7 separate regions of the Mus musculus genome follow, and regions 2, 3, 4, 5, 6 and 7 are each linked to region 1. A link is a loop called in an ENCODE intact Hi-C map of the cell type or tissue named here. Cell type or tissue: left cerebral cortex. All regions are shown on one strand.

The links. Hi-C counts contacts between places; a loop is a spot of excess contacts. Peaks named below come from ENCODE experiments on the same cell type or tissue, not always from the same donor. Only the 100,000 strongest peaks of a DNase experiment are listed, where the experiment ranks them.
Region 2: it touches region 1 in a loop (6-fold over the local background); 8 of 42 quality-filtered maps call a loop at or near these places.
Region 3: a loop joins it to region 1, with 2.2 times the contacts of the local background. A loop is called at or near these places in 5 of 42 quality-filtered maps.
Region 4: a loop joins it to region 1, with 2.9 times the contacts of the local background. A loop is called at or near these places in 8 of 42 quality-filtered maps.
Region 5: it touches region 1 in a loop (2.7-fold over the local background); 15 of 42 quality-filtered maps call a loop at or near these places.
Region 6: it touches region 1 in a loop (6-fold over the local background); 6 of 42 quality-filtered maps call a loop at or near these places.
Region 7: a loop joins it to region 1, with 5 times the contacts of the local background. A loop is called at or near these places in 31 of 42 quality-filtered maps.

Annotation. Positions count from the first base shown.
Region 1 is chr10:96,616,889-96,620,888 of GRCm38, forward strand. It overlaps Btg1 (BTG anti-proliferation factor 1), which reads left to right and starts at 113. Exons shown (of 2, transcript NM_007569.2): 1 at 113-584; 2 at 1,388-4,000. The coding sequence starts at 437. The coding sequence ends at 1,755. In left cerebral cortex, a CTCF peak has its summit at 1,632 (motif pointing right); DNase peaks (open chromatin) are centred at 464, 859, 1,215, 1,561 and 2 more places; H3K4me3 peaks cover 3,802 bases; H3K27ac peaks cover 1,732 bases.
Region 2 is chr10:97,158,734-97,162,733 of GRCm38, forward strand. No RefSeq gene overlaps it. Among named protein-coding and RNA genes, the nearest start is that of Gm34044, 75 kb to the right of the region's middle. In left cerebral cortex, a CTCF peak has its summit at 1,713; DNase peaks (open chromatin) are centred at 289, 806, 1,420 and 1,691; H3K27ac peaks cover 1,227 bases.
Region 3 is chr10:96,478,273-96,482,272 of GRCm38, forward strand. No RefSeq gene overlaps it. Among named protein-coding and RNA genes, the nearest start is that of Gm33843, 120 kb to the right of the region's middle. In left cerebral cortex, no CTCF peak of the experiment used is centred here; DNase peaks (open chromatin) are centred at 182, 1,823 and 2,467; H3K4me3 peaks cover 503 bases.
Region 4 is chr10:96,726,682-96,730,681 of GRCm38, forward strand. It overlaps Gm33897 (a long non-coding RNA gene), which reads left to right. Exons shown (of 3, transcript XR_871979.1): 3 at 1,106-1,243. Among named protein-coding and RNA genes, the nearest start is that of Gm33897, 13 kb to the left of the region's middle. In left cerebral cortex, a CTCF peak has its summit at 2,245 (motif pointing left); a DNase peak (open chromatin) is centred at 941.
Region 5 is chr10:96,932,833-96,936,832 of GRCm38, forward strand. No RefSeq gene overlaps it. Among named protein-coding and RNA genes, the nearest start is that of Gm33981, 24 kb to the right of the region's middle. In left cerebral cortex, a CTCF peak has its summit at 1,982 (motif pointing left); a DNase peak (open chromatin) is centred at 1,985.
Region 6 is chr10:96,129,812-96,133,811 of GRCm38, forward strand. No RefSeq gene overlaps it. Among named protein-coding and RNA genes, the nearest start is that of Gm40746, 49 kb to the right of the region's middle. In left cerebral cortex, a CTCF peak has its summit at 2,490 (motif pointing right); a DNase peak (open chromatin) is centred at 2,506.
Region 7 is chr10:96,211,882-96,215,881 of GRCm38, forward strand. No RefSeq gene overlaps it. Among named protein-coding and RNA genes, the nearest start is that of 4930459C07Rik, 12 kb to the right of the region's middle. In left cerebral cortex, a CTCF peak has its summit at 2,176 (motif pointing right); DNase peaks (open chromatin) are centred at 2,182 and 3,297.

The DNA of each region.
Region 1 (4,000 bases):
ATCTGCCTGCGTCACAATGGTGCGATCTCCGGATTGGCTGGCGTCCGCCCTCACGCCCCGGGTACGCCACTTCCTTTCCGCAGCCCTATAAAATGAGCTGCACGGCGGCGGCAGCTCTTCGCCCCTCGGAGCTGGAAATGCAACTCTCGGGATCCTCGGAGGCTACCGAGCTGGAGGCGGAGGCGGCTGGGGAGGTCCGAGCGATGTGACCAGGCCGCCATCGCTCGTCTCTCTCTGTCTCTCCTGCCGCCTCCTGGCTTGAAAATAACTTTTTTACTCTAAAGGAAAGAAAAAAAATCCCCTAGAACCAGTAGCCGTCCGCGCCTCGCGCCCTCGCTTCCTCTCGGCCGTCGGGTCTGGGCGAGAGCCCGGGGTGGCCGCTTCGCCGTCGGGGCCGAGCCCCGGCCGCCCCGGGCCACCCCCGGCCGCCGCCCCCATGCATCCCTTCTACACCCGGGCCGCCACCATGATAGGCGAGATCGCCGCCGCGGTGTCCTTCATCTCCAAGTTCCTCCGCACCAAGGGGCTCACGAGCGAGCGACAGCTGCAGACTTTCAGCCAGAGCCTGCAGGAGCTGCTGGCAGGTGAGCGGGGCGCGGGGACCGTCGCGGGTCGCCACTAACGGGCGCGTCCCGGTCGTGGCTGGGGGAGGGGGGGGGAGCTGGGCGGCGGGGCGCCGCGACACGCACAACAAAGGATCCGAAGCGGGGCGACGCGGAGCTGCGCCCCGACGGCTACCGGCCGGTCGCGGGGGACAAAAGACCCAGGGCCCGGAGTCCCGTCGGTCTCCTCTGCCGGGTCGCCGCGACCGTTGCGAGAGTCTGCGGCTGAGCCCCTGGGTGGCTTGTCGCCTCTGTGTTTCGGAGCCGGCCCGGGACGGACGTGCCAGGTCTCCGCACCTCCTGTGCCTCTTGCCCATTAATCATCGGATTTGTCACCGGTACAATTACAACCCAACCCAGATCTTGGTTTAAGGTTTCTTGGGTTTTCTTCCCTTTGGGGTTAACTGGCCATAGTGGCGTTGTCTTGCCCCCACCCCCCACCAGTTCCATAAAGTCTATTGTATGGGACCCCGTTGGGGTGGAGAAAGTAAACAGGTTCCCGCCCGCTTGCCTGTGCCATCCAGCTAGTTGGCCATCCAGGGCTGCGCGCGGGATTCCTGTTTTGGCGGCTCAACCGGTCAGTACCCGGACAGTGTTTGCCACAGTGTCTTTGCTTTCTCTATTCTGTCTCACGACAGCGAATTCGGTCCCGGACATTTGTGAAAGTTGGTGGTTTTCATTTTCGCTTCGCTAAGAAGCTAGCAGCAGGAGGAGGAAAGTACGCTACGGTACGGCTGCGTTGACTACCGTCCTGAGCATTGTTTCTCTGTTCTTTTCTTCCACAGAACATTACAAACATCACTGGTTCCCAGAAAAGCCGTGCAAGGGATCAGGTTACCGTTGTATTCGCATCAACCATAAGATGGATCCTCTGATTGGACAGGCAGCCCAGCGGATTGGACTGAGCAGTCAGGAGTTGTTCAGGCTTCTCCCAAGTGAACTCACACTCTGGGTTGACCCCTACGAAGTGTCCTACCGGATTGGAGAGGATGGCTCCATCTGCGTGCTGTACGAAGCCTCACCAGCAGGAGGTAGCACTCAAAACAGCACCAACGTGCAAATGGTAGACAGCAGAATCAGCTGTAAGGAGGAACTTCTCTTGGGCAGAACAAGCCCTTCCAAAAACTACAATATGATGACTGTATCAGGTTAAGATATAGTCTATTGGATGGATCATCTTATAATGGATGGATGAATTTGATTTTTTTTGCTTTGGGTGGGCTCCTCTTGGGGATGGATTATGGAATTTAAACCATGTCACAGCTGTGAAGATCTGGCACAAGATAGAGTGGTAATAATTTTTTTATTTCTTTCTTTTTTTTTTTTTTTAATTTAGTGACAGTGCCATAGTTTGGACAGTACCTTTCAGTGATTTAAATAGCCTGTGAGTCCAAGGAAAGGATCACTTTATTTGCTAGGGAGTGAAGTCGAAGGGTGGTTTCAGTTTCTCCCAGACCTTATACCCAATTTGTCACAGCAGTCCCTTTAAGGAAATTCTGTCTTTCAAAGAACCCTCTTTCGCAGTCAACCTTGCAGGGGAATTTGCACTATTACACTTGAAAGTTCTCAGTAACTTTTTTGGCAGCTCAATAGGAAAGCTCAATGTTTTAAGCATGGTAGTACTGGAAAAATTTTTACACGGAGACTTTTACCTAGCACTTAAAATGTATAAATGTACATAAAGACAAACTTAGTACGCATGACCTGGGGGAAATGGTCAGACCTTGTGTTTTTGGCGTTGAGAGTAGGGAGCGACCAGGCTCTGCCATGGCAGCAGGCTTTGAAAAGACCCTTCAAAAAGACACTGTCTCAACTGTGGTTGTTAGCACCAGCCAGCTCTCTGTACATTTGCTAGCTTGTAGTTTTCTAAGACTGAGTGGAGTAAACTTCTTATTTTTAGAAAGTGGAGGTCTGGTTTGTAACTTTCCTTGTACTCAATTGGGTAAGAGTCTTTCCCACAAACCACCATCTATTTTGTGAACTTTGTTAGTCATCTTTTATTTGGTAAATTATGAACTGGTGTAAATTTGTACAGTTCATGTATATTGATTGTGGCAAAGTTGTACAGATTTCTATATTTTGGATGAGAAATTTTTCTTCTCTCTATAATAAATTGTTTCTTATCTTGGCATTTTAATCAATCTCTTGTCATGATTACAGAGGTTCAGCTACAAAATATTTTTCTCAGACGTCTTAGATTTGTAAGCTGTGTGGATGTCACTTGCACACTGGTCACACAAACACATTGGGAGAGGTGTAATTAGAAACTAATCAGAAGGAACTAGAGGAAGGCTTTTAGATTTTTTAACTCAGGTTAAAAGCATGGACACATTCACAAGCTAATGATCTCATGAGGATAAAGACAGAGGTAACATCTTCCAAAAGTGGCGATGCCCAAAGGATCCCAGTCACTGCTTCCTGGGGAAGTGAAGATAACAATCCTCTCTGGCCCTCCTTTGAGAAACAGTTCTTTTGCCCCCTTGGATTTGTTCCTTTAGAAAATCCTGGGGCAGGTGACCTATAGCCTTAAAGAACAGGCTTATCACAGCAGAGCCATCTGCCGCTTTCTGGTTCTCATCTTGCAAGAGTTACATAAAATAAAATCCCCTAAGCTGGAATCCAACAACAGGTACGTTGATGCACTTCTTTTCTCAAAAGTTGAAGCCCTGGCTTTGTCCGCATTTCCATAGCAGGGGAAACTGAGTGTTGTGCTGGAGGTTAGTAACGTGTACCTCATGGGCAAAGACATGCTGCTAGTTTGGGGGTTGTAGAAGATAAACTGATATTTTGGTGGAAATTGAAAGCAGAAATTTGAGTTCTGCTTTACAGTTAAAATTAACTGGATTGGGGGAGGGGCAGCATGTGAAAACATGTGAACACTGGGAATTGAGGCAATTTAAATGACTTTAAGTCAGTAATTGTTCTAAGTCAGTAGTATTTCCAAACAAATTGGAGGTTTTTTGGTTTTGTTTTGTTTTGTTTTTTAATTTGTAATAAGTTTCCCTGATACTTTTATTAACGATCCAGAAACACATCACTAAACCCTAAACATGCCATGTATTTAAGAGTACGAATGGAATTCATATATTTTTGTCAGTAGGCTATTTGGAAGAGTTTGGATTTTGTTTCCCTTATTTTGCTTTCTGAGATGGTCTCTTGTTCTATATGTAGCTCAGGCTGGCCCCCCCACTCTAGATCTTCCTGCTTTAGCCCCCAGAATGCAGGCGTCTCGGATAATATGGCACAGCTCCAGACCAGGAGCTCAGATTCTTCTTCTTTCTACACAATAATGGGTCTCATTGTGACATTTTTTTTAAATGACATATTTCATCTAGCCCTTTCTCTAAAAGGTCCCTCATTTCAAATTTGAGTTTGAGCATTATATCCCAGGCTGGTTT
Region 2 (4,000 bases), 540 kb after region 1:
GTTCAACCATTTCCCCCCTCCTCCTCCCCGCCCCTTAGCTCTCGGCTGTCTCTGACTTATTGTACTGGAATCAGCAAAATCATACTGAAGGCTCATTTGTACGTAATTTCTTCAGAAGCAGCCTCTACAATAAAATGCTCAAGTTCAAGGATTCATAAACGGTTCCACACAAAGCAAGATTTATGAGACAAAGCTCAGGGAGTCTTGGTTAATCATTACAAATCACAATTGCACATGTCTGGTTCTAGGGTTGTACTCTTCTTGATGCTGAAGGCTACTTAGGGCAGGATGCACCCTTTCATAATCTTTGGTTTGTCTGTTTCAATGCCGAGAAAATAAGCACAGAGGGGGGTCTGCTTTGTATCTCCGAGATGGGACAATAGCTCTAATCTGCAATCTTTTATTTTGTTTTCAACTGTTCCAAGACCAATTTCAATTTAACTTGCTTGCTTTTCTTGTCTCTTGATAAAAAGCTGTTTTGATTGCAGGGGGCCTGGAGGCAATGGTGGGAGGCAAACTCGGAGATTCTCTCTCTCTCTCTCTCTCTCTCTCTCTCTCTCTCTCTCTCTCTCTCTCTCTCGTGTGTGTGTGTGTGTGTGTGTGTGTGTGTGTGTGTGTGTGTGTGCGTTCATGCGTATAAAGGAGAAGGAATAGGGGACAGCATCCATGGGCTGTATTTGTTAATCTGCTTAAAACCCTAACAGATTTTTTTTTCAACTGAAATTTGGCCAATGTTAATTGTACAGGCAGAATTCACACTGGGAAAATCTCCTTGGGTAGGGAGAGAAAGACAGGAAGCACAGCCTGCCTGTTATATAAGATGTTTATTTCCATCCAGTCCAATCCACCATAAGCAGTACAGAAAATAGGCCAGTGCTGCTGCTGACCAATGATGTCACTGTATCATCAGGGTGGGGGTGGGGAACTGGGCACCACACTGATGAACAGGAGAATTTCCTATCACCATTGCTGTCTCGTAGGAGTCTTTATTCCTGGAGTTGCTGGTCTTGGCTCCATTTGATACTTATTTTTTCAGGATGTGTAGTAGCTGGGTGGCGACCATTGATGGGAGCTTCTGGATAAGGCACACAAATCTTAAAACAGGGTTGCTTTTTTTTTTTTTTTTTAAATCAAGTCTCTGAAACTTAAAAGGATTGGATCATGTCAGCCAAATGCTGGCTATCCTGGAAAATGGTACAGGGAGGAGGGAATGGATGGTCATCCCGATGTGAGGTACTAGGCAGTGTCTTTATGTACCGAATAGCTCATTCTGCAGATTGTCTTCCTCACTCATGCTACCTTGCATGTGTGCTCGAGCAGGGGATGCTCATAAAGACTGCGACTCAAATGCACAGCTTTGCAAACATCTCTAATGAGCTTATCATCTGTAATGTAATGGAGACATCTTTATAACTTATATAAAGTGAGTGGGTAAAGTGAGTGAAATGAGGTGTGTGCCCCCAACTTTTTTCCCTATTGCTTTAATATCGACAGCAAACTGAGGCCACATTCCTATACATTACAAAGGGTGACTCGGTTACACAGAGAAGGCCACTTATTGCAAGTAACCACTCTGTGTTTTGGTTTATGGAACTCCTGGCAAACTCGTGTTTTTCTGTCATGAAAAAATCTTCAGGGTTACTCTAATTGACCCAGTTTTTCCATAAATACCGTTCTGGTGGATTGCTGTTCCGTTCTCCCTCTAGAGGAAATAGTGAGCATTACAACTCAGTCTCAGAGAGGTGGGGGAAGCAGTCTAATTGAAATACAGGCTTGAGACTAATAACATAGCTCAGTACTAGAAGCCATCACGATCAGGAACTCTAAATGCACAGCCCCTTCTGTATTCGTCCAGTGCCAGTATCAGTATGTGTATTTTCCCTAAAGCAAACAAGCAAACAAAATGTCTTTAACCCTGTTCAAGTGTCTTTCCTGAAAACAACGGATGTACTGAGATAGCCATCTTCTTGTATACTGGGAATATAGAAGGCTGGATGTCAGGCTGCTGCTTATTCACCGGTAGTCCATTTCCTCTGGTAAAATTAAAATATTTGTCTTTTTCTCCAGTCAAATAAGAAACTAATAAAATGTATAAAGGGCATAAGAGGTGACTTATAATAGAGAGTTCTTTTCTTTTCCAAAAAACTCATAGCCATACTTAGAAGTAAACACACAGAGATACACACACACACACACACACACACACACACACACACACACACACTTTACAACTACCACCACCACCAAATAGACCTTACAGGAAGTTTCTTCTCTGTTTGATATCTCCTCATCTAAGCTCCTGCCTTACATTTCAGAACAATGACAGGACTTGTCTCTCCAGTGTGGGTACCGTGGAAAGGCCAGCACAAGGAGATAGCCTGGGTGACAGGAAGTCTGTTATCAGAAATCTGTGCCAGTGCAGGGAGGGGCTGACGAGTGGAAGGCTAGAGGAAAAAGGGAGGGGAGACTTAATGTATGTCCTTGTAAAAAGAAGCCAGTGTGTGTTCTATCTGCATTTTGAAAGCTTGAGCAATTACTAATGAAATGTTTGCTTCTTCAAATTATTGTTGGTGAGAGTAACGGAAGCATTAGAAATTTTCTTTCATTTATTTCTTTAGTGCTGTCTGTTATTTTATGGATAATACATGTGATAAATTCCATGAGGTGGTAAGTAAATATTGCTTCTTTTCTACTCTCTAATCTCTTAACTCCCCTCACAAACACACACAGCACAGAATTTACCATCCTCTTATGATTGGTCTGGGGATCTGAGACCATGCGCAGAAGTCACATCATACACCTTGAGCAGGTGGTCTTTATGTATCTCGGAATATATATTCATCAATTCATCAATTGATGAATAAAGAGCCCATGGAATTTAAAGACACAAAGACTGGGTCTTCGGGAAGGTTTGGAGGACGTAAGAAACAGAGGAAATGAAGTAATTATATTATAATCTCAAAAGTAAAATAAAGAATTAAAAATATTTCCTGAGACAATATACATATAAATAAGAATATACATTATGTACTTAGTCAGTGTTCCATTGCCACGAAGAGACCCCATGACCACAGCAACTCTTATAAAGGAAAACATTTAATTGGGTTTTCCTTATGGTTTCAGAGGCTTAATATGAACTGACATTCTAGCAGAAAGCCGGTGTGCAGGCAGACATGGTGCTGGAGAAGTTGAGAGTTGCACATCTGGTCCATAGGCAGCAGGAAGAGGGAGAGACTCTAGGTTTGGCCTAGGCTTCTGAAACCTCAAAGACCATCCCCAATGACACCCTTCTTCCATGAACCCTTCCAAATAGTGCTCCCTCCAAGCATTCAAATATATGAGCCTATGTGGCCATTCTTATTCAAAGCACATTATACATGTATATTTGATTCTCTTGACTTTAGGAACTATGTTCTACAGGTTCTTTGTGATCACCAAATTGAGTTTTGTGTCTATTGTAGTACTGTTCCTATGGGGAACACAAAAGCAGGTTTCTGTAAGCCTCTTGTCTACTGATCAATATATAATCTTATTTTATGTGTGGAGACATCTTACTTATGATTCATTAACATCGAACTCACAGTCAATGGCATTATAATTCATGCCTGGACAAAGCTCTTCTGTCACACGTTTTCTTGGCAAGGCACACAGCAATATTCATGCATGGAGGAATACTAGACAGCACATTCACACTTGCCTCAAAAAGTGCTTTAAAGAATAAAATTATCAAGAAGAAACAAGAAAAATTGGGAAAATCCAGCACTTATTAGATCATGAAAAGGATATTCATTTATGAAAAGAGTTGCCAAAACGCAGTAGTGCGTCACTCCACCTAGAACTTTCCCCCCCCCCCCCCCCGTATTGGTTTACGAAGTCACAGAATTTAGCAAGTAGATAAATCTACAGATAATGAGGAATAGCTGTACATAGATGTGTGCTTATGCATATGTGTGTGTATACATCCTTTTAGTCACCATAGGTTCAGTGCATCATATACATT
Region 3 (4,000 bases), 140 kb before region 1:
GTAGCAAACTGTCCCCCAAATTTAGTGATTTAAATATTCAAACATTTCTCAGTTTCTGGAGTCAAGAATCCAGGAGCAGCTCAGCAGATTTGGCTATGGTTCAGGGACTCCCGAAGCGCACGCACAATGTCTACTGGAGCAGCGAAGATTAGACAATTCTTTTCAAATCTCGCTTACCTGATTCTGCACAGCTCTGCCTCACCACATGGACATCTCATAAACTTCAGCTTCCTGGCCTTCCCACAGAGAGAAGCAAGGGAGTAGCCAGAGTGATGCTACCATCATGTATAGGTAGATGCAATGCTACCTTCTGCTGTATGCTATTTCTCACAGGAGCAGACCCAGGGACTGTGAATAAGATGGACAGCAGGAAGTAGAATCTTTGGGTAATGACTACTCCATAACTAGTACATGTCCTAGGGCACAGTAGCCAATGGTTAGAGGAGATCCCTGGGCCACTACTTCATTCATGACATTCAAAACTCTAGCACCCAACCACTGGGCTTTCTCCAGCTAGTCCTCCACTTACTTAAAGGATGTACTGAGTAGTTAGGGTAAGGGTGTGGGGTGGCCCCTCATAGTTGATACAGAACATGCCCAGACACCAAATTCTCAGCATAAAAGAAATTTGTTGTACAAGATGGGCAAATGTAGAGATAGGGGTAGGAGGTGGGGGATGGGGTTAGGGAACTGGATTAAGCAAAGGCAGACAGCAGGCAGCAGGTATTTTTGTAGGTGTTAGTTTTTAAGGAAAAGGGGGTAAGTCTGTGCCAGAGTGAGTTGGTAGATCCTGATTGGACAGGTTAGTTAGTGGAGCTAAATAACCTGAATTTTGGTTTCTGAACCTTGGTGTTTAGTTTCAGGAATGAGACAGTGGTCATATAAGGGAATAAGACCTTGTGGGCTAGCTTTAGGTAGCCAAACAGTTTAGCCAAGGGAGAGAGAAAGGAAAACGGACAAAATCTATTGGCCCTTTTGTCATTCGAGGACCTGTTAGTTCTTTTGTCAATACTGCTTAAGGGCTTAGGGGACAAGTCTTAGAAGTTGTGCGCAATACTTTGGCCCACATTCCATGTGCCACAACGCCACCCAATGCAGAGGAGTCTGGGAAACGCAATCTGTCTGTGTCCTACCCCCCTCCCCCATTAAAAGAGTAGGACTTGGTAAGTGAGATGCAATCTCTCACTCTGCCACTCCCTCTATTTGAAAAGACTATACGTGTAAACTATACGCGTTAGCGCTATCTCTACAGTTTCAATAGAACAAAGGGATACAATTGCTTGCCATTGTGCAAAAAGGACAATTTGATTAGTTGGGTACTTTCACCTCTGCTGTGCCTAGCAAATGCAGCACCTGTTGCAGACAGCACGAAGGTGGCAGAGAGCAAGCTCTGGTCCCGGGAGCCTGCTGCTTCGGGGATACCGGAATGGTGCTTCCGGAAACGAGCCTCACCTGTTTCCCAATGGGGGAAGAAAAGCCAGGCTTTGTTCCCAGGCAAATGAAAATCCAAATCACAAGACTCAAACTATGAGCGCAGAACAGTGCATTAAAATGTGGTGGCGGTGTGTGCTATTTGCCTGTATCTAAATATACATCTGCCTTCCCTCATGCCCTCTGGAAACACTGAAGGATGGAGGGTGATTAATGAGGAGAGAAGTCGTTCGCCTGTAGCTCTGCTTCTTCAGGCCTCTGTTGCTAAGCCTCTTGGTCTTTAAGGGATTCGGGATGTTAGCTGCAGGTCACGGTGGCCCATTTCTCCACATACTAATGTGGCAAGCCTCCAATGATGGGGACATGAATAAAAAGCTGCTTCTGGCCCAGAAGAAAAAAAAAATGGTCGGATCCAAATTTGAAGTTTCCAAAAAGGCTTTAACAATCCTTTAAATTAGATAGATGCGCTCCTCCACCTACTCGTTCTGAATTCTGGCCATATTTATTTCGAAAGAACCAAAAAAAAAAAAAAAAAGGCGCTATTTTTTTTCTCCCAACAGCCCAGTTTCAGAGTCTTCTGCCGTGATTACCTCAGTCGCTGAAGCGTCTGCTTACCTCACTTCAAGTTGGAAAAACCCACAGAAAGGAATGATTTTTTTTTTCTGGAGGGGAGTGGGGAGAAGCAGCAAAAAAAAATGAATGAAATCCGAGCCATACTCGGGATCCTCTCTGCCCACCCCGGCTTCTGAGGAGAGAAGGATGTTTTCCTGAGAAGCCAGCTCCAAGCCATAAACCTGGAACACATCGAGCTTTTTCTTCGTGCTAATTGGCACTTACCTCACCTAGGGGCCTCTGCCAAGGAGACTTGAGGGGTTTAATGGGGGGAAAGGAAGAAAGGAAAGAGCCCAGAGTCCTGGAACACAGTACCAACCACGTGGGATCTTTTGCTGGAGGGCTTTGCAACAAAGTGGCCTATGTGCCCGCCCTGCCCTCCAGTTTGTGGGGCTAACGCTCAGACCCAGACCGGGGCCTGAATGATAACTGCTTGGTGTAATTACGAAGACAGCTTGAAAACTATGCTCCTCTTTGTTCTGGCCTTCAGATGAGGCTGTCTGAACGCAGTTTGCGCCAGCTTTATTTCAAAGCGCTTTTTCTTTCCATATTTCAAAAGGTCAGTGTGTTTACTGGTGGCCAAAAAAGAAGCTGGTGTAAGAGAAAGAACCTCGTGTAGCTGAGTGGCAGGCAACCAGAAAGCGGAGGCAGGGGGCTGGCTCTGGTTCTGTATGTGCCTGGAGAGGAGACAAGAGAACCCTCAAGTCTTGACCTCTCCTTTATCACCGTTCAAAGACAAGGGGGTGAATGGGAACTGTAGTCTTTTGTGGGGATTAAAAGAGAAAACTAATTCTTAAAGTCTGGTTGTGGAAGGAGAAATGCAGGTATGCTTAGTAAAAACAATGTTATCAACTGCTAAGCCAGAAAAAAACGTCCACTTCAACTCCTGGAGGTGAGAATGCTTCCTTCTTTCAAGAAAGCAGGCTTGACAACCTGGCCACCCTTGGGAATTTTGAGACTGTTTTCTGTCAAGGTAAGTTAGTGCCAGGAAATAATAGCAAACCACAAACCCTTTCGCAGGTCTCTGGGTTGGCAGTCTGAGACTAACGCTGTTACTTAGAAAAATAAAGCTGATCAGACAGACCACCACCTGCCCATCCATAAAGCATTTATGCTTTCGTTGTGAATATTTGAAAACAGTGTCAGGCTCCAGCGACTTCGACTCAATGCCTACGTCAAGTATTCTTTGTGGCTCATTTTCTTTGAAAAGTCCCCTGGACTTGCTATAGAGTGAGCTCCTGACAGAAGGAGGGGAGCAAGCTGTAAACGTCGTAGAAAGAGGAGATGTCAAAACCAGGTGTATTAGGGTTCAAATCTTCACATCACCACTTACAAGCTGTGTGATTTTTGGCTAATGCACTTAGCCAATGTGTGGCTTAGTTTTCTTGTGTACAAATGTAGGTGTCTCACAGTCTGTTCCCAGGAGGGTTCATCAATAAGTATGTGTGAGATGTATAAAGCTGTTCCCCTTGCTCTGTAAACATCTCAATGTTAGGTAATGTTGAAAAGCACACCTCTCTTCCAAATGGAATTCTATGCTAGGGAAGAGCCCCCTTGCCATGTGCTACCAACAGTCTTTAGACAATCTGCCTCCAATAGAAGTAAAAGGTAAAGTTGCAAACGCCAGGGAATGCCACTTGTTTGTGAAGGAGAGAGAGGCAGTAGTAAGAAAGAACTGATGAAACTGCTCAAAACCCAATCTCCTGACTACTCTGAATTTCCAGGCTCCTGTAAAAGGTTGTAGCAAAATGGGTCGAATTCTCCAGAAGTCACTTGGGAAAGGTGCGATAACTCCAGAAGGAATGGAGAGAAAGGGGTAGGGCAGAGTTTAGGAAATGAGAGCTAAGATGTCTAGAGACCCTTTACATTGCATTTATCACCACATTAAGCAAACATCGTTACCGCCATTTTACTGTCAACCAAGGCTAGGTTCAGGTAGCCTATGGGAACTTTCTGA
Region 4 (4,000 bases), 110 kb after region 1:
TTTGGGGATCGGGATGCACCTTAGCCTGTAGAGTGCTAGGATAGTATACACAAACTCTTGGGTTAGTTCTCCAGGACTGTATCCATCTGGCATGGGTACCTCTGAAATCCCAGCACTAGGAGGTTGAAGCAAGAGGGTTAGAAGTTCAAAGCCATCCTCAGCTGTGTAGTGAATCTGAGAGTACCCTGAGCTACCTGGGACCCTGTCTCAAAAGAAGGAGAGAAAAGAGAAAGAAATGTTTTACCTTTCATTTTGAGGAAAAGAACTTTACTCAGCCTGAAACCCCAAACTCATAAACACATAACAGCAGAGAACAGGGTTCTTGGAATTAAAGCACCGGGTGAGGGGGCAGACCGGGTTTTCGTGACGCACACACATGTAGAGCTTATGCTGTAGGAATCCACTTTACAAACAAATGATCCAGAATAATACAGAATAATAATACAGAATAATACAGAAACTAGCAATTTTGAGGGAAAGAAAGAAAGAAAGAAAAAGGAAAGAAAAAAGAAAAAAAGAAAAAAAAAAGAAAGCTCTTCTAGCTTCAGTTTTCAAACGCTTTCTTTTGAGAGCCCATTAGTCATAAAGGTGTTTCCATAGCAAATGTGTGTGGGATGCTCTCAGCATTGCTGGCAATGGTTCAAGGGAACCTCTATCATTACTCCCCCCCCCCCCCCCAGCAGTGTGGCTCATAAGTCCACAGCGCTATTCCACCTTTCCGGTAGGACAAGGTTTAAGGACCTGAAAAAAAGGCAAGGTGAAGACCTGGAGGAGGAGCACAAACCAAGTAACAAAGGGAAGATAAAAGTGGAAATAACAGCTCAGTGTGAATAATAGGAATGCAAATGGTGCTGCTAAAATAGGAAGGAACATTACTTTCCTAAAATGCAAAGCAAAGGAAAAATTGTAGTAACGAAGCGTTTTGCCTGGTGAGATTGTACACTGCGCACACCTCTCCAAAGTGTAGCCACCTACTCGAAGTTTCCCCAGCGTGAGGCTGGCAGGCTGTGAACTTGGTGACTCATTTTAAGAAGGTTTACTACAGAGTTCCAATCTTCTTTAAAAAATAAAAAATAAAAAAAATATCTTTCATGTTTCCTTCCAGTAGCTGCCCTGCTGATGGTCCAAAAATACTCACTGGAGCTAGGAAGAAAAACAAATAACTAGTAAGTGTATGCAAAGATGTCTGGGATTTATTGTTTGGTTAAAAAATATGATGGAAAAATGTATCTGGTTAAAAAATTATGGTGGAAAAAATATATCTGATATGCCAATCTGCATCTAAGAAAAGAAGTAATCAGAATATAAATGTTTTAAATAAAAATACTGTAGGGAAAGTTTATTTATGGGGATGTGAGGAAGTGGGGGAGAAGAGATAGAATTAGAAACCAGAGTCTGACTATAGTTTGTTTTCATTTTGAATTCAAATGCTGTGAATGTTTAATGTGATTATAAAAAAAATTAAGTGTAAAACAAAGTCGTCTTTAAGAAAATTGAAAGCTGAAAAGACTCAACGGGGACCAGATTCTCAAATTGGTGTCACGATCATAGCTAGGAGTTACTGCTCACAGCTAGGAGTTACTGTGATAACATAGTCTATAGAGACAACCTCAGGAAAGAAATATCCTTAACTGTTACGGGAATGTGAATTAGTATAACTGATATGAAAGGACAGCTTGAAGGGTCCTTACAAGACTACAAGGAGAAATAGCTTTTAGCCCAGCAATCTCCTGGCTGTCTTGTACCCAAAGGAAGGGAAATCAGCACATCAAATAAACCTAGCTCTCTTGTGTTTATTCCCCTGCCTTTCACAATAGCAAGATTCAGAGTCAACTTAGATGCCCATCACAGTGATAAAGATGTAGATACACATTGGTATATATGCTTCAGCCTTAAAAAGGACAAAATCCTGACACTTGTGGCCTTGTAAATGAGGTCAAATTATATATATAATTATGTTAAGCAAAAGAAACTTGACACAGAGGGACAAAAGTCACACTCCAAGGCAAGTTTGATTCACAGAATTTCATTCACTGAATTGATTCATAGAAAAAAAAAAAAACAAAACAAAGTAGAGTTGGTGTTATCAGAACAGGAAAAGCCCAGGATGATATTAATGGGAAAATTATAGCTGCATAGAAGGAGTAAGGGCTAGAGAGATGGCTCAGCGGTTAAGAGCACTGACTGCTCTTCCAGAGGTCCTGAGTTCAAATCCCAACAACCACATGGTGGCTCACAACCATCTGTAATGGAATCTGATGCCCTCTTCTGGGGTGTCTGAAGATAGAGATGGTGACTCACATAAAATAAATACATTTTTCAAAAAGGGAGTAGGTACAGTTGTTCTGTTGTCCTGTATGGGTCCAATAGACCACAATGATTTACTGTATATTCTGAAAAATCTAGAAGAAAAAAAATTTAATTAATTTTAGGTCAGCACCCTCATGTATATGTACCCCAACACTCTACTCTCAGGCACTCTTCTCCCATTCCAGCTGGTTTTCTTTTAGAAGAGAGAGTTTTGAATGTGCTCTTCACAAGAAAATGGAAATGGTGGGGGGTGAGAGTTTTGTCACTTATTCTGAGTTGTTCATACAATGCACCATAAAAATGTTTAGCAAAACATAATTGTCGTAATAGGAAAAGCATTAAGGAGATCTTTAGGCCTCTACACCCCTTCCATCTTTTCTTCTTTCCTTCTTGCATCTCCCTCCCTCTGTCTCACACTCTTTCTGACTGCTGGCATGCTATGGGGGTAAAACAGATGAACTAGGATTTTTGGCATAGAAGATTTAAGACCAAAGTCAAATCCTGCAGTCTGCGGGTTTGCAGTATGCTAGTCATTACCAAGTGTCACTGAGACAGATCTTAATCTAGAAAAATATTGATTCCCTAGACCTTCCCACAAAGGGGATTTTTGAAATCACAACAGGCAGCTGAGAGGAGAAGCCATAGCGTTTGTTCATTTCCAAGGGTCAGAACTCAGCGTCGACTAGAGTCTTTACCGTGTTCCCCACTCAAAGGGACTAGAGTTGCTTGTCGGGGGTGGGGTGGGGTGGGGTGGGGGTTGAGGGTGGGGGACTGTTCACAGACATGGAGGCTGGAGTTATGTAGCAGGAACTTAGAATCATTGATCATAGCAAGGGTAGAGAGGCGATGAACAACATGTGGGTTATATCTATAACTGAGCTGACTAGGTAGACTGGACATTCCATATGCGGTAATGTAATAACGGTGAGGAGCTGACGCATGTCAAACACATTTACATCGATAGGTGTTAACACAGACACACAGACACACACACAGACATACACACACACACACACACAGAGAGAGAGAGAGAGAGAGAGAGAGAGAGAGAGAGAGAGAGAGAAACTAACACAACCCTTCTAAACTGGACTGTTGGGGATCTTTAGGTGCTGTCAGGGAAGCAACTCCCAAGTGTAGAATCTAGAAATGAAGTGGGAAAGACTCCATGCGAATTCCCTTTCCTACGCAGGTCACTATAGGCAAACCAGATAGCAAGTGTCTTCCTCAAAAAACAAAGTGAATTTAGATGATTAGGGGATCAAGAACCTATTAGGGGACTGCATAGTTATCAGAACTTTGTCTTACTGTTTATTGTCTTTAGTGATGACAAGAAATCATGGATCTATTTAAAAGGAAACTCTTCTTCTCTTTCACAAATGTGTATATGCGTGTGTGCATGTGTACTTACACATCTCTTTAGGTATTTGTATAATGATACAAAGTCCTTGTTTAACTTCAGTATAATCTAGTTATGTGGAGGGTGAGGATCTAGATAAGGATGGAAATAAAACAGAACTAACTTGGGACTTCAAATTACTGAGGCTTATAAATGGTGTTTATGTTATTCTGTGTGTGTGTGTGTGTGTGTGTGTGTGTGTGTGCATTTTTGAAAAATTCCACTTAGAAATGTTTTTGAATCATCCAATCAATGGTTCTGTTCTTTTCTGGGCCCTGTAATCTAACAGTCCTG
Region 5 (4,000 bases), 320 kb after region 1:
CATGACTGTACTTGAATTCTGCTCTCCCTTGAAATTTCCATTCTTCTTTCTTACAATATATTTTTTCTCTAGTTCTTAAAATTCAAATTAAATTAAAAAATTCAGAGCATGGTTGGGCATGCCTCTCATCCTAGAACTCTTGGTTTGTAAGGCATTAGATTTGCCAGTTTTTAAATATTTTTTATTAGATATTTTCTTCATTTACATTTCAAATGCTATCCCAAAAGTTCCCCATACCTCCCTCTGCCCTGCTCCCCTACCCACTCACTCCCACTTCTTGGCCCTGGTGTTCCCCTGTACTGGGGCATATAAAGTTTGCAAGACCAAGGGGCCTTTCTTCTCAATGATGGCCGACTAGGCCATCTTCTGCTACATATGCAGCTAAAGACACGAGCTCTAGGACTACTGGTTAGTTCATATTGTTGTTCCACCTATAGGGTTGCAGACCCCTTCAGCTCCTTGGGTACTTTCTCTTGCTCCTCCACTGGGGGCCCCATGTTGCATCCTATAGATGACTGTGAACATCCACTTCTATATTTGCCAGGCACTGGCATAGCCTCACACGAGACAGCTATATCAGGGTCTTTTAAGACCAGCATTGGCTACATAGCAAATTCAAAGAAGCATAAGAATATAGAGACCCTATCTCAAAAAACAAAAGCAAAAACCATTTTCACATCCTAAATTTATTTTTATCTGATACACAATGTATTAGTCAGGATTCTATAAAGTATAGAATGAATCTATCATTTATCTATCTCTATCTATCTATCTATCTATCTATCTATCTATCTATCTATCTATCTATGAGATTTATTAAAATGGCTTACAGGATGTGGTCCAGCTAATCCAAAAATTTCTTGCTGTGAACAGAAAGTCAAAAAATCCAGTAATTGCCCAGTCCACAAGCTTGGGTATCTCAGGTGGTCTTCGGTATCCACTGGAATCCTAAAGAAGTAGGGACTAGTGCCAGTGAAGGAATGGATATACTAGCAAGGCGAGAGCAAGCAGGCAAAGAGAAAAAGCTTCCTTCTTTCATGTACATATGTAGGCTTTCATCAGAAGTCATGAGCCAAATTAGAGGTGGGTTTTCCCAGCTCAAAAGATCTGGATTAAAGATGTGACTTCCTATCTCAAAGATCCAGATTAAAAGTAGATCTTCCTACCTCAATTTAAGCAAAAATTCCCTTACTGGTATGCACCTCCATGTTAGGGTTTTAGGTAATTCCAGGTGTAATCAAACAAAGAATAGCTATCACATAGAGTAAGATGGCATCTGAGCTTATTTCAGGGAGATATGCATAGGTGGGAAAGCTGTGGCAAGAGGACGCACTGAGCACAAGGATTAAAGCCATTCACGTAAAACGGAATGACCTTGTCTTAAAAAAATGCAAAAATAAAATTATATACATGAATGAGGCTTCCATGTCTTATTTTGATAGAGATGCACTATGCAAGGTACAAATGAGGTTAGACATGATTATCTCATCAAACTTTATCACTTATGATGAAAACATTCAAAGTCTCCCTTTTCTAGCCTTTGGAGGCACACAATATATATATATATATATATATATATATATATATATATATATATATATATATATATTTAAAATAACCACAAACATTATCATGTTTTACCCACAAATTGTTTCAACATATCTGTAAAGGTATACTTTAAAAAGTATAATGTTTTTTATCTCCTATAATGAGAAATAACTTTCTTAAAATCACAGATATCCAGTTGCTGTTGAAGGGAAATGGCAATTTAAATTCAGTTAGTGAATGAAATTGTAACAAATCTCAGTTTGGCATTACACTGTTTTACCCACCGAAGGAAGGTCACCAGCTATAGAAATCTTGTTCACACGAAGAAGATTCTGGTTTTTGGAAGGCAGCATCTTTCACACTTTAAAATTCACACACTTGCCTTCTGGACAAAACCAGGCAGATATTCAGACAGGAGTGTATTCTGGGCTTTTCCATTCTCAGGGAAGCCCTCTGGTGGCCAGATGGACTTCGCATGGTTTCAGTGGTTATGTGTATAGTGTGCATGTGTAGGTGCGTGTGTGTATGTGTGTGTGTGTGTGTGTGTGTGTGTGTGTGTGTGTGTGTTATAAGAGGAGAGAGGAAACAGGAAACACTTTGAGGATGTTGGAAGTGAATGCTAATGTTGTTCTTTCCCCAAAGACAGAAGCATTGTTTGGTTCACATATAGTTGTTAAATCTGTGATATTAGTTAGGTATAAGCAAAGGCAGAGATGTTGACTGAATGAAGGCCAGCACAGAAGTCCATGGCTTGAAAGCTTAGAATTCAATCTGCTAGCTTATGAAGTAAGAAATCATAATAAACAAATTGTCTGTCCCTTATAATGTTTCTTTCTGATTGTTACTGTTCTGCAAATGGAAGTTTTCCCACCACCTGCTCCCCAAGGCAAATGTGATATAGCTATTCCAGTTAAGGTAGTCTGAACTTGAAATTGTTGAATAGAAATGTAAACATTCTCTTATCTTTAAATGAAATACTTGCATCGCATTAAACATTAATGTTATAGGTATTTATTCAAACATATTTAAAGAGAGCTTAGAATAGGCAACCCATTCTACTGAAGTTAGAATGAGGGGAGAATTGAAAAAATATGTAATTTCTCTTTAAAAATAGTCATTACTGTGTGAATGGCGAGAATAGCAAAATGTGACCAAATTTGACAAAAGTTTAAAAATTTTAAAAGCCATGCCTTAAAAATAATTCATAAGAAGATATTAAGATACAGAAAAATATACACAATAAATACATCACATATACACATGCACACACACACACAAGCACACACATACAAAATTATCTGCAGTTGGTATTCTTACCTAGTGTGTAAGTATATAAATTATAGTGAGTGAGATGGGTGATTATGTGTACTGCCTCACTCTTTCTTGATGGTACTGGGAAAGAATTGCTATTAACATCTTCATTTGGTGTCTGAGTAAATAAAGTCACCAGAAACCTGTACCTTGCTCAAAGGCAAACAGTTAATTCTTCATCCGAAATGGAAAGGACTGCATGCTTTAAAACAGACTACTCAGTTAGATTTGATGTTTACACAATAAAATAGTATTGGTAATTTATTGTGATTAGTAATTGGTTTTAAATTTTACATTGAGTACTTTTAAAAAGTACTTGGAGGAATGAAGATATTTCTGGTGCCCTGCAATTTTAATAGCCTAGGACTTAAGAAGGTGAAAAGTCTTCACATGGTTGGGATTGAATACTGATTGTTTTTCTTTCTCCAGAGACAGAGGTATTGTTTGGTACATTTAAAGTTGTTATATTAATGATAGTTTCTGCTATAGTGAAGGCAGAGATGTTGACTAAATGCAGCCCAATACATTTTAGTACATCATAGAAGGGAAGTCATGCTGTATTTGTTTTTTGTTAATTTCTCTTAACATGATTTTCTCAAGTTCCAGCAGTGTTAAATATTTTAAATGCTTCTTCTTTAAGGATGAAAAGTGTGTGTGTGTGTGTGTGTGTGTGTGTGTGTGTGTGTGTGTGTAACATATTTAGTTTTATTTATTCATCCTTGAGTGTATACTTATGTTTTCTCTGCCTGTTGGATTTTGTGAATACTTTATGATGAACAGGGGAAACAAGTTTCTGTTGGAGATGTTATTTTAAGTTCAGATGGGTCATACCCAGAAGTGAAATATCTGGGTCACATGTTAATTTTGCTTGCAGGCTGCCCACACTATTTTGCCTGGCATCTATATCACATCACGTACTCACTGACAAAATTCTTTTATACCTTCACCAATACTTTTTGTTGCCTTTAAAAAAGATTGTTACTTCATCGTCTAAGATGATAAAGAGTTATATTACTGTATGTTTTTACTTGTATTTCTATGATCCTGAGCTAATTTGTATATAGCTGTTGATCATTTGCATGTCCAATTGGGAGAGAGGATTATTTTGCACTCTGAAACAAATGTCACTGTTTTCCATAGA
Region 6 (4,000 bases), 490 kb before region 1:
GATGATTTTTCTTTAATATATATTGTATAAAGTTAAAATAAAGAATATATATTTATATACCTTATGAACATATAAAAACATAAATAATATAGTTGTATAATGTATTATATACTATATATTATTATATAGTTATATTGTTTATATTTATGTATGTAATATATTATGTATAATTATATATTATGTAATTATAGATATTATAACTATACATTACAATGGATAATATAAAGATATATAAAGAATACAGTGTATTTACGTTTCTTTAAGATACATGTATAAGATTATCTTTAAACACATATAAATATATTATATATAAAGATATAAATCTTATACATGTATAATAAAGATATATATTACATATAAAGACATATAAAATAAAAAATAAGGGGCTGGAGAGATGGCTCAGTGGTTAAGAGCACTGACTACTCTTCCAGAGGTCCTGAGTTCAATTCCCAGCATCACATGGTGGCTCACAACCATCTGTAGTGGGATCTGATGCCCTCTTCTGGTGTGTCTGAAGACAGATACAATGCACTCACATACAAAAAATAAATAAAACTTAAAAAAACATATCGTATATAATAAATATCTATATTATACATATATATGCATATTTATTATTATAGATTATAGTTTCTAGACCTAGCCAGGACTCCAGTGCTCTAAATGCTCTCAGGAGATCTGTGCTTTTTATATTTTAATGGAAGCAGCAATGAGGATATTTACTGAGGTTGGGGATATTTAAGGAGTGAGGCAGGGAAGGGGGCAGGTGTGGGAGATGCCTGGGGCCCCTCTGGTTGCAGGGCTGCCTATAGCCTGGTGGGGAAAGTGCAGCAGGTTGCTGTCAGTCCAAGGAGGTAGTTATGAGACTGTGGCTTAAGCATAGTGGTGGGGATCAGAAGTGGAGGAGGCTTATGAAACATTTTGGGGACCCCCCCCCCCCGAATAGCTGGAGGTGTTAAAGCTTAGAGCTAAGATCACCGTGGTTTTGCGTTTGTGTTATCCTGGCTAGGACCACTCAGGTGTCACGGCAAATCTAGACTTTCAGAGTTTGCGGTGATGGATACGATTGAGTTTTTGTCTTCATCAAGTCTAAATCTGTTCATTAGTTCTAAGATTTTGCTTGATTTGAAAGGACTGGATTTGGGGCCTCAGAAGATGAAGACATGTAAAATAAATTAAAGACATCAGAGTAGTAACTGTTTTGTTCTGTTTTCTGTTTGTTTGCTTTTCAAGACAGGGTTTGTCTAGGTAGCCCTGGCTGTCCTGGAACTCTATATGTAGACCAGGCTGGTCTCAAACTCAGAGATCCATCTGCCTCTGCCTCCTGAGTACTGGGATTAAAGGTGTGTGCTACTAACACATGGCACTATTAACCTTGACTATGAAATACACTTTAATACTGAAAACACTGAGGTGTAAACTGTTCATAGCTGCACTTTTAGCCTTGAGAAGATAACCTTATAAAAACCACAGAACCTCAACATTGAGGTGTGTAGGTAAATAGACCACAGAAGTTGCTTCCTGTCTAGTTCCTCAATCGCTCTTTGATGTTAAGGTGAACTTAAAGGTTTTGTTACTTGGAGGTCAAGGTGAGGCTGTGCTGTCCTGTAGTGTAGTCATGACCGTAACAGTGATGGGCGCAGACTGATGACCATTGAAGTTACTGCATCCGAAGCTTCGAGTGCCCGAGCTCTAGTTCCCTCTGTAACAGGTTCTTAACCCCATTTTACAGACAAGGAAACCAGGACTCAGGATTTTGTTGTTCCCTATTTTTATTTTCCCCAGGCAGGGTCTTGTGAGTCCATACTGGAGTCTAACTAACTATCTAGCAGAGAATATCCTTGAACAAGAGGGTAGCCTCTTGCTTCCATACCCTGGATGCTGGAACAAAGGGCCAGCATCACCACACAGCTTCCCAGCTCAGAAGGTTTAAATATCCCAAGGCTACAAAGCTACAAGATGATGGAAACATGATTTGAAATACATGATTTGAAATTTGACTGCTGCAAAGCTCACATGTCAAAGGCAGGGGAAGGTGAAATGGTTAAGGCTTAAATCAAGGTAAAACCATGGGCAAAATGTCGAGAGTCCTAGCACGGGACTGCGGTTCAGCATAAGGCTGTGAAGTTCCTTTCTTAGCTCAGTCATAACAACCAGACATGGCAGGCAGAGAGCACTTTGTGTGCACTGCCTTTTGATTCTAACGGCAGCCTAGAGGAGCTACTACAGTGCCCGTTACACAGACAAGGCAACTGAGGCTGTAAAGACAGTTTGGTAAGTTTCAACTAGCGTCTGTTTGGCTCCAAGCGGTGCTCACGAATGTAAATTATCTTTTGACCGACCGACGTGACTTCTGTTTTTCCTGACGAACCACGGTGTCTTTTCAAAAACCGGGTTTCTCTTTCTGTCCCTGTTCCCAAGTCTTTTAGGTTGCCTGTGACCACTTTTGTAGCCCCAGCTTCATTATCCAGGTTCACACCGGAGGATCCACATGGTGGCACTGTAACCTCACACAGTTAAAACATGAGGAAAAAGGAGGAAAAAAAAAAAAACCCACTTGTTTCCACTGCACTAGGCAGGCCAGACTCAAGTCTGACAGACAGTCATGGACAGGCAGACTGGCCTTAATTAGACCGGCTTTAGCATTCTACCCTTTCTGGTTACAGACACACAGAACGCATTCTCCTCCAGCTACACCCAGGAGTGAAGATTCCAGAGACCCCATGCCCAATGGCAGGGTGTTGATCCTAACTAATATCACAACATCTAAGAGCACACCACCAAGACCTCTCCAAAGCCAGGAAATGCATGACTATCCCTTTCAAAATATTTTTTATCTGACTCTCATAAGCCCCTATCTCTTTAGACTTTCTGAAGTGGTGGGCTTTCTGAGAGAACAAAAGGAGGGAAAGACAGACAAATTAGGGAGAAAGGAAAAGGATCAACTCTCTGCATACATGACATTAAGTGCAGTACCCAATATCCCCAGACACACTTCCTTATGCATGGGAAGGCTTACCCAGTTTCTGTCTTGCAGGCTGTAAGATATATTAAAGGTATAAATTCATGATGTATCTTTAGGTGTTTGGTGATGCAAGCTGTTTCTTCAGTACTTTGCTTTCTTTGCTTCCAACTAAGAAAAAAAAAAAGACCAAGATCCTTCCATGTCACAGGAGGGAGGAAGACTTTCCAAGAGGGCAGATCTATAGACAAAGAGAAATCTTGCCAGTCTAGGAATGTAAAAAAAATATGCATAAGGTTGATGGAACAAAAATATTTTTACCCAGATGTAGCTGTCTCTTGTGAGACTATGCCGGGGCCTAGCAAACACAGAAGTGGATGCTCACAGTCAGCTAATGGATGGATCACAGGGCTCCCAATGGAGGAGCTAGAGAAAGTAGCCAAGGAGCTAAAGGGGTCTGCAACCCTATAGGAGGAACAACATTATCAACTAACCAGTACCCCGGAGCTCTTGACTCTAGCTGCATATGTATCAAAAGATGGCCTAGTCGGCCATCACTGGAAAGAGAGGCCCATTGGACAGGCAAACTTTATATGCCCCAGTACAGGGGAACGCCAGGGCCAAAAAGGGGGAGTGGGTGGGTAGGGGGTGGGTGGGTATGGGGGACTTTTGGTATAGCATTGGAAATGTAAATGAGCTAAATACCTAATAAAAAATGGGAAAAATAAATAAATAAATAAATAAACAAATTAATAAATAAAAATATTTTTATTTGTATATTTTTAAGTCTTTTTGAAGTAGATAGCAACCAGAGAGAATCATGCTTTTCAAGATAAGTGGCAAGATTCACACTCATGACTGCTTGTCTTAGGAAGAGTCTTCAGGGCCAGTTTCATTTTAAAGATTTGGGGAATCACTCTACCCAGATGCCTGAGTTGTCTGCACATAGGCTGGCATGAGGAGCCTTCATGCTTTTGTTTGAAATCCAGTCAGCTAGTTTCTGGCTTTATGACTTCGGCCCTGCAGCTATCTCTAACT
Region 7 (4,000 bases), 410 kb before region 1:
TGCCATGGGTTTAGATGGAAAGGGTGGCTACCTATGAGCCCACGGGGAAATAGGACAATCGCAATGAAGTCACTGTGGAGCTGTATAGAGGACAACAAAGGGGACTGTGAGAAGCACTTGGCAGCACGGGAGGCTTGTGTGCACATAGGCATTAAGAAAAGAACCTTATGTGCTCACACACTGCCGGTTCGCTGGAACATTAATTCACAAGTACTTAGTTTAGACTTGCAGACTCTTTCATGAGGATTGCATATCCACAGTAAATATAACTAGAATTAAACCTCGCCTAAATATTTAATATGGCAGGCCGTGGAAGATCTTCAATGCTTTAAAGAACTGACTGATACTTTTGATTTTTCTAATCATCGATGCTGAGAAGGCCATATTGCATACATATACAGCCCGAAGTACAGAAATATGTGTAAGGCCATTGTAAAACTTGCTGGAAATCCTGCCTTAAACCCAAGCAAAAGTTAATTGAATGGTGTTGTGTAGGAGCTCAGCAGTGACTTGGATAGCAACCATCAAACATTCAAACACAACATGATCCAAATCTATACTCATGGATGTGACACTCCCTGGCTGGGGCCAGATGACAGGAGCATCTTTGCTTTCCCTAATTCAGCTGTTAACATTTCTAGAAGAGCAGAAAGCTGTGCATATGATAAAATACAAAAAAAAAAAACCAAAAAACAAAAAACAAAACAAAACAAAACAACAACAGCAAAAAACCCCGCAGTCCATAGCGTGCAGGGCGTCTGAGCGTGATGGTTCAATGGACTAGTTGAGCATGATAGTTGGGATGAGTGACGGCATCCATAAGCATACAGGCTCCTGTGTGTTCCGAGCTGAGAGTACAGAGAAGCTGTGCGGTGTAACACAGGCGAGCCTAGCCTGAAGCACCTTGGGATTGTTACACAATTGAGGCTGAATTTATTTTTGATCATTGCACATCCAGGAGTCTTCTGCTATTGTCACTGTCTTTAGAACGGTCACCTTCAGCTAAGCGACCCTGTAGTGGGGTGACGACTTACAGTCAGACGAAGCTGGGCTCTGTAACATCTTTAAATATGCACACAGTATTAATACACCAGTGCAAATGCCTTATGAAAATAGAACATATTTACATATTTTACATTGCTAACCCCACTACTGTGGTGGCATGGGAAGCTGGGTAGCCAACTGATTTTTAATGTAAGATATTAGAAATACTGGCTTTCATATTCATATATATGTATGTATGTATATATATATGTATGTATGTATATACACACACACACATATAGTATGTGTGTATATATATCGTATGTGTATATATATACACGATAATATCGTAACTATACTACCTATACATGTGCATATATATATATATATATATATATAAACTAATTTGAATTGCTACTCCATTGACTAAGTACTTACGATGAATTGTATGACATACATCTCCAGACCCGCCCCCCTGCCAGCCCTGAAGGATATACCTCACTCATTTTCTTTTCTTTCAAGAAACCAATTTTGCTATCTTCAAGCAACCACTTCTTTTGTTGAAGCAAAACAGAACAAACAAACAAACAAAAAATCAACATTAAGATTTTCCTAAGCATTTAGAAACATGTCGAGCAGCCTGGGACATTCTGGAACCCTGTCAGAGCCCTGGTCTGTGAGCTAAGGAAACAATTTTGTTTGATAGAGTTACTATCTTCTGCAAAGGCTGAGTGTATATTATGTCGCATAGTCAGAGCACTGGGGGACACCCCCAGAGGGAGCTTGTGATGAGTAAATAACTTAGTAAGGCAAAGAATGGACACTGTAAAACCATTCCTTAATTCAAGGCCACGTGTTACTTTGGGATTTAAGGAAATATATTGGCATCTTCTATGTGATAAGATGCTTCAAGCATTTATCCTTAAAAAGGACTAAAACCCATTTTTTTTTCTCTCCTGTTTGTATCATTTCCTCCTCCTCCTCCTTACCCCTTCCCCCCCCCCCCAGTCCACTTTTCTCTCTCCCTCCCTCTTTCCCTCTCCCTCCCACTCCTATTCCCTCTGCTTCTTCCCCATCTCCTCTCCTCCCCTTCTATCTCTCCATTCTCCCTTCCTTCCCCTCCCCCTTCTTTCCCTGTGGTCATTGAGACGAAGTTCTTTTAACTAACATCCCATTTCCGCCAGCAGAGGGCACTGTTTGCGCGTTTAAGTAGATGTCTCCGCTTTGTTTTTCCAATGTGAACAGTATCTGAGTCACAGGCAGGCACGCTATTCGGCTGGAAAGATACTGGGGAGAAGGCCTGCCTGAGTGGTAGTGTTTCAACATCATTTTGCCGAACATTTCCTTTGTTCTCGGCTGCTTGGAGGGATGTTCATTGCAAATGCCCTTCTAGTTCCCGGTGGAAAATGTATGTTTTGAATGTGTGTTTTGAAGGCAATGGCATTGGGTCACTCAACGTCTAAATATCACAAGTGCTTCAAACCACTTTAGGTGTCAAATTCTGAATCAAGGTATCAGCCCCAGAGTAGATCGTCTTGCTCCGGGAGCATCATAAATAATTTCTGTAGCAGCATATGACATCATAAAGCAATCAGGCATTCCCTGTACACCATAATCGATGGACTTAGATGTCTTCGGATGGAAGGGTATGGTGAAAGACACTTTTCCTCTCACTGGACTTGAGCACTTTAGAATTAGTCAGTGGCTGCCTATCAAAAACGAAGTGAGTCACGTTCAACTTCCAATATATTGTGGAATATTTTCTCAAGAGTTTCATACACATCATTTATATAATATTGGATTATATATTTTGTGGTGAAGTAAGTACTTTTACATTTTTACGGCAATTATTTAAAAAAAATTAATCAAAGTGTAGATGAGAATGGCATACTTTAACAATGAAAGTCACGGTTAGTCAGATACCTACTTGACTTTCCCAGTCCTCAGTATCTCTCTCAGCTCAGGTATAACTTTTCATTTTGGAACCTGTATTTTAGTCCACCCCCCCACCCACCATCTCTGAAACAATCAGCTTGTCTTGCTATTCTCTAAGCTACTACTTTTAGATGTTAGCTGCTGTTTGACTGTAGCAGGAGTATGTTGCCCAGGGTTGTGTGTGTGTTTGTTAAAGCTCGGTCGCCAGTGTGGTGATGCTGGAGACAGGCACCTTTAAGAGAAGGTGGGGTAATTAGACCAAGGTAATTATTTCACACGGAAGGGATCAAAGCCATGTGTATGGGAACCCGCTGACTTCCTCTTAGAGTGGGTTGTTATAAAACATAACGCTCACCTTTCTCATGATCTGGCTTCCTGCCTCTGCCATGTGTTGTCTCTTTCCTTGCACTGGCTCCCCCACGGCACCATCTGCCACAGGGTAGCACACATAGGGGACTGTCACCAAGGGCCAAACACTCTAGGTTTACCCAGGGTTGAATTGTCAGACTCAAAAATTGTAAGCTAAACAGATCTCTCATCATTCCACAACCCAAGGTGGTTTGTTAGAGCCAAGCAAAGCGGGATTGTCTAATACTGTGAATTGTCCTTTTGGAATGTACCGATAGATAAGACTCTCACCTCTCTGTCCCTCTGCTCACCTTATTTCTGTCACATCTCTGTTGGTTACCTGTTCAGCTGTAGGAAGAGCACTTAGACCTTCCATGGTGAGCAGTCTACTCTGAGTGGCCTTGCTGTTCTCCGATGCCTTCTGCCGCCCAGGTTTAGTAAATTTCCTCTACACGATCAAGGTTACTAATGTTTTCCTTGTGCTCTCTGGGCACGATGATAACGTCTTTGTCTACAGTATGTGAACTTATCAATGGCATTTTCCCTGAAAGTCAGGGTTGCTTCTCACGGCGACCGATCGTGTGTTAGTTATTGTTGTACTCCTGTCTCTTACTATGGTGTGGCGTGTGTGCGCGCGCACGCATGCGCAGGAGCGCTTTCTTGTATTTCCATGTGTGGGGTTGCCTATGCATGCACATGCATGTGGAGACCTAGGGTCGATGTGAGGAGGCTT